2 separate regions of the Homo sapiens genome follow, and region 2 is linked to region 1. Evidence: chromatin contacts called from ENCODE Hi-C data. All regions are on one chromosome and are shown on one strand. The core of a region is the stretch at or near the end of the contact, and the rest is flanking DNA. Distances in the headings are between cores, read along the strand shown. Region 1 has its middle 82 kb from the start of FBXW7-AS1. Region 2 has its middle 55 kb from the start of LINC02273.

Region 1 (5,678 bases), core at 1,983-4,482:
CTGCCTCAGAGTCCTTGGAACCCTCAAGGGGGCCCAGGAGCCCCAGATGGGGCAAAGGAAGAGCAGTCAGTGAAATGCAGGAACAGGAAGGAAGGGCAGGCGGGGGGCGGGCGGGGGGCACCCTGTTGGGGGAGGGTCTGAGGAGATTTCCCGGGCTGGTTCTGGGCTTCACTCTGCATCTAACCAGCTGTGTGACCTCGGGCAGATGGCCTACCCTCTCTGCTGGCCTGTGTGTCCTCATCTGAAAATCAGAGATTTCCCAAGGGTGCCTACAGACCTGGGGATGTGGTTAGAGGTTGGGTGGCTGTGGGTAAAGATGGATTCAACTTCCTGGGGAGGATCAATCTTACTAGAAGATTTTTAGGAAACACTTATTTTTATATTAAAACAAATACTGACATTTTGACTCAGAATGCAAATTTTGCACTTAAAGAATATAATAAGCAATTTCAAAAAAATGGGTTAATGTTCTTTCCCCGACTGCTCAGGACACTTAAGTGGGAAGGTGGAACGCCACGGACGAGATGCACTCAAAGATGCCCTCCAGCTCCTTAGCATTGTGATTCTTTGGTTCTATAATGAAGATCAAGGAGAAGTAGGATTATGGAATTTGTGGACAATAAAAGGATTTAGGCAGCCCTTTTAGGTTTTAGGAAAGGATATTAATGTGGGTGGTGAGAAAATGGGGTTGGTGGGCATTCAGCTGTGCCCAGCATTCTCCCATGCTCTGCCTGTGAAACCTCCTGTTCCTCTCCCAGGAAAGCCCTTGTCTTTCCTGCCTACCTAGCTTGGCTTCTCCTTTGTGTCCCCTCCTAGGCAATGCTTTGTCACTTCCTTCTTCCTTCCTGCCCCAGCCCGCTAGAATGTTGACTTAGGCACTGCCTGCCCTCCATCTTTCCATAGAATCCCGTGCATAGCTCAAATTTTGCACTCACTGATCTGTATTGTATTACTGTTTTCTTGCCTCATCGTGTTAATCTGCTTAATCCTTCATATTGTTCAGAGAATGTGAGCAATGTATTAGCATGGTGAACAAGCCCTTCATGACATTCCCTTGCCCACCTCCCCCACTTGGTGTCTCTGAACGCTGATGCTTGGTGTGGATTTTTGGCATGCCTGCTGACTCGCAGTTCCTCAAAAGTGGCATGCTGTCTCTAGTCTCTGTTCCTGTTTCCCAGAATGCTGTTTTCTGGAATACTGTTTTATCTTTGCTCACATGAAGAATTTCGCTTTATCTTTCAAGGCTCAGCTCAGTTGCCACCCCTGGGAGAAGTGTTTCCTGGCCTCTCATGCTTTCCTCATGTAGACTTCATGCTCCTCAGGAACACCTCGACATCAGCACCTGCCTCCCTTCTAAGGTCATATGTCTGCATGTCTTCCGAGGAGCTCATGGAAAACCATGAGTATGGGCCCTGTACATAGCACAGTGTAAGCCCACACCTGTGAATAGCAGCTGCATGAATAAATGCATAGATGAGAGAAAAGAAGAGGGGGCATTAAAATCACACTACACTTCCACAAATGCCCCCTCCCCCTCCACACTAGCACAAGCACAGAGGTGTCATTCTGGGTTCTCAAGGAGGTAAATAAAGCCCCACGTAGGCATGCACTAATTCATTTCATCATTCAGTCATCTTTTACTCACTGAATGGAACACCTACTACCCATTTATTAACTTATTCAAAACTACTTGCGCTGTTGTAGCTGCTGAGAATTCAGCCTGAGAAAAACAGGCAAAGCCCCTGTCTTTAAGAACCTTATATTCTAGTGGGAAGAAACAGACAATAAAGGAAATATTTACTGCGTCAAATTTTGATCTATGTTTTGTGAAGGAAGAAAGAGCAAGGCCAGTGGTCAGATCGTGTAGGGCATTTTAGGTCATTGTAATGTGTTACTCTGCATGAGCAGAGGGGTGACTGACTTGATCTCATTTATAGTTTAAAAGGCTCACTGTGTCTGCTGTGTTGAGCGCAGCTTCTGAGCGGGAAGCGGTGGAAGCAGGAGACCCGCAGGGAGGCGGCTTCCTCCGGAGGACAGGGGATGGCATCTCACATCGGGGTGCTGGCAGTGAAGCCAGTGGAAAGTGGTAAGATTCTCAATATATTTGGAGGAACAGCCAACAGTCTTTGCTAATGGAGAGGATATAGGGTATATGAGAGAAAAAAAGACAAAGACGACTCCAAGGATTTTGTCCTGGATAACAGGGAGGATGCAGTGTCCATTCACTGACAGGGGCAGGACTCTGGGAGGGGCAGATCAGTGGGGAAGACCAGGAGTTGAGCTTGGACTATTCAGTTTGAGGTGCTCATTAGCCATGTACGTGATAGTATGGAATAGGCAGTTGGAGATATAAGTATGGAGGTTAGTGGAAGAGGTCCAAGCTGGGGATGAGAGTCTGGTGTCACTTACATGCTGGTGTGTGAGAAGGCCTTGAGACTGCTGGAAGCCACCTAGGGAGTGGTGACACAGAAGAGAAGCCACGTCCTGAGCCTTATGGCACTCCAATGGCAGGATGATGGGGAAGTAAGGAGGAACCAGCAAAGAAGACTGAGAAGCAGCAGCCAGTGATGTCGCAGAAGAAGAGAGGTCATAAGCAGGGACTGGAAAGAAGAGAAATGCCAGGATGAAGTAGGAGGGGCCCTGACAGGTATCAATAAATAAAAAGCAAAAGTAAAAGGTAAAATCACGGGGACTTGAAGTTTATGACAACTTTCTAGGAAGCTTTTCTATTTGTTTTAGGCCTATTTAGTACAATTAGCAGAGACAGCTGAGATTTTTAAAAATTTATTTTTACTCATAGAGGAAAAGAGGAAGAGAGGAATATAAAATTTATTTTTACTACTATTTATTTTACTATTTGACCATTTTTACTGCTATTTTCACTCACTCAAATATGGTTCCCCAAATAAAGTCTTTGCAGCAAAAAGAAAACTCACTTCAAAAGTATCATTCCAGGAATGTCAAATTGCCCAGAAAACCATCAGTTTGTGTATGCTGGCCAGAGGAGATCAAAGACGATCTAACAGAAGCTCCAGGGATGGTAAACAACTACCTTCAAGATTTTTTAAATGACTAAACACTGTCCAGATTTGTTATAGAAAGTGTTTGAGGTTGTGCTAGGGCCTAGCTCTCCAGAGTTCACCTCTTCTCTCTGAAGCTTCCCCCTGCTCTGGGTGGGTGAGACTTCCTGCTGGGAGTTGCCTGGGTTCTGGCCACAGACCAAAGCCTTTCTCTAAGACTGAGTCAAGTGGCACTTCCTGTCAATACTCAATCTGTCTGCAAGCTGCACGGAATGTCAACGCTCAATTCGAGCTCATCTAGACCAACACTGTCCAATACATATCATGTTGTGTATCCTGTCCAAATATACAGCTAGTGGCAAATGCAAGCCACATATGTAATTTAAAATTTCCAGTAGCCACATTTTAAAAAGTAAAAGATGATACAGGGTACAGGAGGGAGAAATTAGAATTATTTTTATTATTATTGCTTCTCGGCCTTTTGGCTAAGATCAATTGTAGAATTATTTTTATTAGAAGGTACTCACACCACCTGTGAAGTGATATAGTGCTATTTGAAAATGGATTTGGATTAGTTGTAAATGTATATTGCAAATTCTAGGCAACCATTAAAAAAAGTAAAAAATAAAAAGGTAAAAAGGAAAAAGTAAAAAGAACCACTAAAAAAGGAGAGAAAATGGAATCATATAAAATGTTCAACTTAAATGAAAAAAAGGCAGAAAAGATTGGAAGGCAAAAATAGGAAAAAAAAAACTAAGGGCAACAAATAGAAAACAGTAACAAATATGGAACATATTAACCCAACTATATCAATAATCACTTTGAATGTCAACCATCTAAATAAACCAATTAAAGGACAGAGATGGTCAGAGTCAATCAAAAAACAAGACCCAACAATATATTGTCTACAAAAAACCCACTTTAAATATAAAGACAAATCAGTTAAAAATAAATGGATGGAGAAAAATATATCATGTTACCACTAATCAAAAGAGCATAAATAGCTATGCTCATTTCAGACAGAGCACACTTCAAAGTAAGAAAAGTTATCAGGGATAAAGAAGGGCAATGATAAAGAGGCCAATTCTCCAGGAAGATACAATAATCTTTAATGTATATGTAACAGAGTGTCAAGCTACCTGAAGCAAAAACAGAGAGTGACAAGGAGGTATTGCTGACTCCACTACCATAATTGGAGACTTCAATATCCCTCTATCGGAAATGGACAGATCGATATAGTTTAACTCAGCAACACCATCAATCAATTGAATATAATTGGCATGTATCTATCTCATCAAACAGTAGCAGAATGCACATTCTTCTCAAGTTCACATGGAACATTCACCACGATAAACCACATTCTGGGCTGTAAAACACACCTTAACAAATCAATAGAGAATAGAAATCACGTAATATCTGCTCACAGACCACAATGAAATTAAACTAGAAATTAGAAAGATAGCTGAAAAATCCCAAAATATATGAAGATTAATCAACACACTTCTAAAGAATATGAGTTAAATCTCAAGAGAAATTGTAAAATATTTTGAACTAAATGAAAATAAAAACACAACTTATCAAAATTTGTGGGATACAGCAAAAGCAATGCTTAGAGGGAAATGTGTAACATTGAATGCATATATTAGAAAATAAGAAAGATCTAAAATCAATCATCTACGTTTCCACTTTCAGAAACCAGAAAAAGGAGAGAAAATTAAACTTGAAGTAAGCAGAAAAAAAAACAAACAAACAAGAATTAGACCAGAAATCAATGAAATTTAAATCAACAGAGAAAAATCAACAAAACCAGTTGCTGATTTTTGAAAAGATGAATAAAATCAGTAAACCTCTAGCCAGGCTAACTGAGAAAAAAAGAGAAAGGACACAAATTGCTAGTATCAGAAATGAAAGAGGGGACACTTAAAGGATAATAAAGAAATATATGAACAACTCTATGCACATGATTTGATAATCTAGATGAAATGTACCAATTCCTTGAAAGGAACAAACTGCCAAAACTCACATAAGAAGAAATTGCCAATCTGAATAGGCCTATATCTATTAAAAAGATTGAATTAATAATTAATAATAGAATAGAAAGCACCAGGCCCAGATGGGTTAACTGGTGAATTCTACCAAACATTTAAGAACTTAATGCTAAACGACGAGTTAATGGGTGCAGCACACCAACATGGCACATGTATACATATGTAACAAACCTGCACGTTGTGCACATGTACCCTAAAACTTAAAGTATAATAATAATAAAATTAAAAAAGAAAGAAAAAAAGAAAAAAAAAAAGAAAGACATTATACCAATTCTTCACAATATCTTTCAGAAAATAGAAGTAGAGGGAATACTTTCTAATTGATTCTATGAGGCCAGAATCACCCTAACACTGAGAAAGACATGACACAGAAAGAAAATTACAGATCAATATCTCTCACGAACATAGATGCAAAAATCCCCACAAAATATTAGCATATCAAATCCAATAATGTATAAAAAGAACTATACATCACAACCAAGTGGGATTCGTCCCAGGAATGCAAGGCTGGCCCAACACTGGAAAATCAATCACTATAATCCATCACATCAACAGGTTGAAAAATAGAAAGCACATAATCATCTTAGCAGCAGAAAAAGCATATGACAAA
Region 2 (5,228 bases), core at 1,069-3,568, 210 kb after region 1:
AATTTCCTCTTCCTTTGTTTGTTAACAGCAACAGGACCCCTAAAAGGGCTTTTCTCAGGTCACTTAGTTTAGCGTACTTGGAGAAAGCCTCGGGAAAGGGAGTGGTATCAGTAATTGGGCTGCTTGTGAGGGTGAATGTCTTGCTTACCTGGCTATGGGCTGCAATAATTCGTCTTTCTGAAAGGGCATTCAGCCTTATCTCCCTCTGCTCTGTGCCAGAAGCTGTACTGGTCATTTTACCTGTGACAATCCATTTATTCTACCCAGCCATCCAGTGAGAGACTTACCATTCTTTTCGTCTTGCAGATTTAAGAATAAACAGTTTCAAAAATGCTAAAGTTCCTCACCCAAGGTCACACAGCTAGTACAGAGTGGAGGCAAGACTTGAAGCCATAATCTTATCCAGTATTACAAAGCTAAGGTCTACTCACAGGCAAGAATTGTGTGTACATCTAGAGAGAAGCCCTCCTATCCACCATGACAAGGTAGCACTGTAACAGATGTTGGGGGGCACATGAGCTTCTCACTGAGGAGCCCAGGGGGTGCTCTTCCAGGCAGAGCCCTGCCTTGGTTCTTCTGCAGGAGAAAGCAGATCCGTGACAGACACACAAGGTCCACTCTTCAGACCTTTCTGTGGAGCTGCAATATGTTCTGTTGCATGTTTCCCGAATTATTTGTAACAGGCAGCTGCAGTAGGTCAGAATCTCAGAGGTGTTTCTGAGATTCCAGACAGGGTGGGGGCTGCCACCCTGCTCTCTGGATGGGAATAATACAATTTACAAATGTGGAGCATCTGGGGAATTTAGGAGCTAAAAAGAGGAGCTTCTGGAGGGAAGTGGCTAAGATTCTTGGGCCTTCATGGTGTCAGGGAACAGTTTCAAGGATGTTTTACTTTTGCCATTGAGCTAATCATAAAGCAGCCATCTATTGACAGTTATTGTAGGCTCCAGGTACTGTGCGAAGGACCCTTGACGGGTATTAAACTCATACATTCCATCAGTTCCAGTGGCATTCAATCATGAGCCATTTAATCATGGCTCAACCATGCTGAGAGCTAGGGATCAGCAGCCACATTTTACAGATGAGGAAATGGAGGCTCCAGGATAATAACTTGCCCAAGTTTTCATAGCTTTAAGACCAAGTGAGGATTCAGACCCAGGCTATTTGAAGCAAACTTCATGTTTTTAACAACAACAATATGCTGCCTCTAATGAATTTATTCAGACGCTAATAAATATAGTAGACAGGCTTTTCTCCACCCTATACCCTACCCACCAAATGTTTGGCCAATTAAAATAGTTGAGTTCACTTATAAGGGGAACGGGAAAACAGCATTTGGGCTTGTCCCAGTTACATGAATTAATTCTGTCTTGGGGTTCTGATGGCAGCATAAACCAAAGAGCCCAGAATCCCATGATGAAATTATATCGTTAAAGCCCTTGGCGGCTTAGCTATTATTTTATGTAAAATATATGCATAGCTTCTGAGAATCCCTTTCCACCAGCAAACAGAATGAAAAATATATATATATATATATATACATTACTAATGACAGGATTCTCGGCTATCATGCCGTTATTTACGTGACATTATTGATAGGAATGTTGCTTGTTTGGAATCTGGAAGGTAAACAGAGTTTCAAATTTCAATCCTCTGTTGTGGAAAATAATAACCTTGGTGCATGGCCATGCAAATTAAGGAACTCTGAAACCTCAAGCCTCCAATCACAGCACTCCAGACACCAACATTCCAAACACGTCTGTCTCTCCAAAGAGAGCCAGGTTCATGCCACAGAATCTTTCCAGAGCCAGCATCAAAGGCTGTGTCAGGCTCAGTATTTGGGACCTCTCCTTGCAGCCGCAGTCCCAACGTGGGGTGGGGTCAGCGAGGGCAAATAACTAAATAGTTTTCTCCAAAACGCCATAGTTGGAATTCCCTCTCCTGGCCCGGGCTCCTTGCGTCCCCTCCCCGGCTGCCACACATTTCCTAGCGTCGCGGAGTCCTCTGGGCCCAGCGCCTGGCGGGCCTCACCCGACCCACCTGCTGCGCACGGCGTTGCCCAGCCCAGGCATTAAAGAACTTTCCTGCCGCAGAGAACCGAGCCCGAGACACGCCCTGGCTATCTATAGAAAATCCCTTTGGGGGTTCTGCTGACAAGTCACTCGAGATCCCTCCTTGGGCCTCATTATGTCACAGGAACCCTGGCTGGAATGCGGAGGATTAAATTCCTAACCCCTCCCTGTCGGCTGGGCCCGGAGGGAGGGAAGCCAGGAGCTCAGCGCCCACCTGGGCTCTCAGGCGCCCCCTATTGAACGTTCCTGTCCCTCTGGCCCCGACGGCTGCAGCGGCTCCGCGCGGGAGTCCAAGCCTGCTAAAGCCCTGGGGCTGCAGGCAGCAGGGAGGACCGAGGTCCCAAGGCCCTGTGCATTCTTACAGCATCCCGGGGACACGGAAGGGAGAGTGAGAACACAGACTTGATCCTCAGGCCGGCTCTAAATCCAGCTCCCCACGTGGATTTGGGCAAGTCGCTAATCCCTCTGGGCCGTGGTTTCCTCTCCCTAAGAGCACCTGATACATAAAATCATGAACTTTACTGCTAGAGGGGGAAGCCAGGGAGCGGAAGCTACGGAGGTTGTTGAGTTCTCAGCAGGTGCTGATGCATGGGGGGGTCACGGTCCCATGCTCCCTGAATGAGGACAGTAAAGAGCAGAGAAACACTTCAGATGCGGGCTAATTCTTTGTAAAAGGCCAGGTTACTTAAACCTAACTACCCTCTGTGTCCTTCATCCCTAATATAGGAGTACTAATGCTACCTACCACATAGGTTTGTTGTGACAAAAATGCATAAAGGACTTAATGACACATGAAAGGGTTAATGCACATAGGGGAATTCAAATGGTGCCTGTAAGCCACCTATTATTTTATTATTATCATTATTATTATTATATTACAAAAGAGTCACCTACTACCGTTCTTATTATAAGCCCTAAAGCTTTTGTAAACACAATGCTTTGAAAAGACCATTAATGTTGGTAGCATTTATTGCACGTTTATTACATGCTAGTCATTTTGCTGAGCACTTTTAGAAATCTATTTTATTTCTAAAACAGCCCTGTGCAGTAAGCACTATCACTGCCATCTTTTAGCAGGTGAAGAACCTGAGCTTTTCGTGAGCTGCCCCTGGTCAAAGAGCTGTAAGTGACTGGGCCAGCCACGGTCATTCCCCTTCCATCATGGGGTGCTGGTTCGGGCTGGATTCCACTCTTGCTCTTTGAACTTGCACACGTCCTTGACCTGTCTGTGTCTCATGTGGAGATAAAGGGCAGGTATTATTTTCTTCATGCTATTGTCGTGAAGAAAGTGCTGTGTAAACTGTGACGTTCCCCCCAGAAATGGGAGGACTTTGATCACTACACAGGAAGACAAGTCAAAGGAGAGAATAGAAAGTCACAGTCCCGGGGAGCCTGTGTCTTCCTGGAATTGTCTTGGTCCTCAGAGAAGTAGAAGGAACTAACTACAGGGACATAGGACACATTTGATCTGAGCCAAGAGCCCAGGGAGGCTCTTGTAGACCTGGGGGGGCCACTTGTGCTCTGAAAACTTGCAGGTTCAGAACCCGTCAGATCTCCTTGAGTCTTTCAATGACACACAAATAGACACACACAGACACACACACACACACACTGATGCTGTCAGTAATAATGCATCACCGGACTTCCACCTTAGCAGAGTAAGTGAAACATGTAAACAAATAATAAATTATGTCTGAGCCAATGGGGCGTAGAAGCAGTAACTATAAAATACTGCCCAGGGGGGAGAAAGTGTACTGAGACTGTGACAGAACACCCCAAAGTCATTGCCAACAGCATTATTTCATGACCTGAGTAAGCTGGCAGAGTTGTTACTTCTTGAAAGGAGACTTTGTCTTTTTCCTTTTTCTTAGACATCTGATTTTTATTCTCCTTTAAACAATGCAAATCTTTCCTTCTGAAGGGATCTTGGAAAGCAGATTCCTTCCATTGCTTTAAAGGGAATTCAAGTTGGACAGAGTGAAGGCATTCTGGTGGCAGGGCTGTAAGCAGTGCTGATTTGTCAAGGCGGGCTGTCACACATCATTTCTCTGCAGGCTTGGAGATGCAGTGCAGACCTTGGTTCCTGGATGGAAGAGACACTTCTCATGGTCAAGCCTCCCCGGGCCCCAGGTTGAGAGGTGATGCTGCATAGGGGACGAGAGCAAAGGTCCCCAAAGTGGGGCATCCTCAAGGGCACCACCTCCGAACAACCCACGGGAAGAAAGAAGAGGAAAGAAGGAATTGGAAGGGGAGGGGAGGGGAAGGAAAGGGTGAGGAAGAAAGGAAAGGAAGAAGGAGGAAGGGAAGGAGGAAGAAACGAAAGATTAAAACTCTTTATATTTACTGTAATATCATCATTACAAAACCATTTTTTTGTTAAAAGTTTAAATGTATATAAAAGTAGAACCATATAATGAACCTCCCATATACCCATGTTCCCACCATTCAACTTCAAAAATTACCAACTCCAAGGCCAGTCTTATTTCCCCTATTTACCCACCTACTTGTCCCCCCTGCTCCTTTATTTTGTTATCTAAGACAGCAAACACTAACTCATTACATCTGTAAATATTTCAATATATGGGCCTAAAAAACATGCCCTCTCTTTCTAAAACTTGAACCACAACATCATTATAGTCCAAAAACATCAATAATTAGCCCACAATATAACTGAATATCCAATCAGTGCTCATATTTCCTTGATTTTCCTAAAAATTTTTTTTACAGTTTGAGTTGGGATCCAAACAAAGTCCACACATTGTGATACATAAATATGTCCCTCAGGTCTCTTTTAATCTATTGCTCCCTCTCTCAATCTCTCATTCTCTATTTTTGCAAATTTTTTTTTTTTGGTTGAAAAACTTGGGTTGCTTTTCTTGGTTAATCTACAGGCTAGATTCTGCTGATTATGTTCCCATGGTATCATTTATCATGTGCCTCCATCCCCTGTACTTTCTGTAAATGGGAAATCAAGAGGCTCCATCAGGTTCATATTAAATCTTTCTGACAAGAACATTTTGCAATTGGTGTTATGGACATCTGTTGGGGGAACGTAATGTCTGCTTGTCTCTTTTTTTGTGATAGCAATCATTATCAAATACCTTGTTCACTACCACTTACAAAGTGTGGTGTCCTATGGTATCCTCATTCTATCTA

What was found. A loop is a pair of places that touch in the nucleus more often than their neighbours do. Pooled maps may share reads with other maps.
Region 2: a loop to region 1 is called in a map with no recorded cell type, with 5 times the contacts of the local background. The contact joins two enhancer-like sites. A Hi-C loop is called at or near these places in 1 of 168 maps with a recorded cell type or tissue (IMR-90), 3 of 37 single-sample maps with no recorded cell type and 2 of 50 pooled maps.

Annotation. Positions count from the first base shown.
Region 1 is chr4:152,253,150-152,258,827 of GRCh38, reverse strand. No RefSeq gene overlaps it. Among named protein-coding and RNA genes, the nearest start is that of FBXW7-AS1, 82 kb to the left of the region's middle. Within about 2 kb of position 3,232, at least 4 of the 41 ENCODE cell types and tissues checked have a DNase peak (open chromatin) inside an H3K27ac peak, as active enhancers do.
Region 2 is chr4:152,043,006-152,048,233 of GRCh38, reverse strand. No RefSeq gene overlaps it. Among named protein-coding and RNA genes, the nearest start is that of LINC02273, 55 kb to the left of the region's middle. RefSeq lists enhancers at 2,354-2,433, 2,554-2,603. Within about 2 kb of position 2,318, at least 3 of the 41 ENCODE cell types and tissues checked have a DNase peak (open chromatin) inside an H3K27ac peak, as active enhancers do.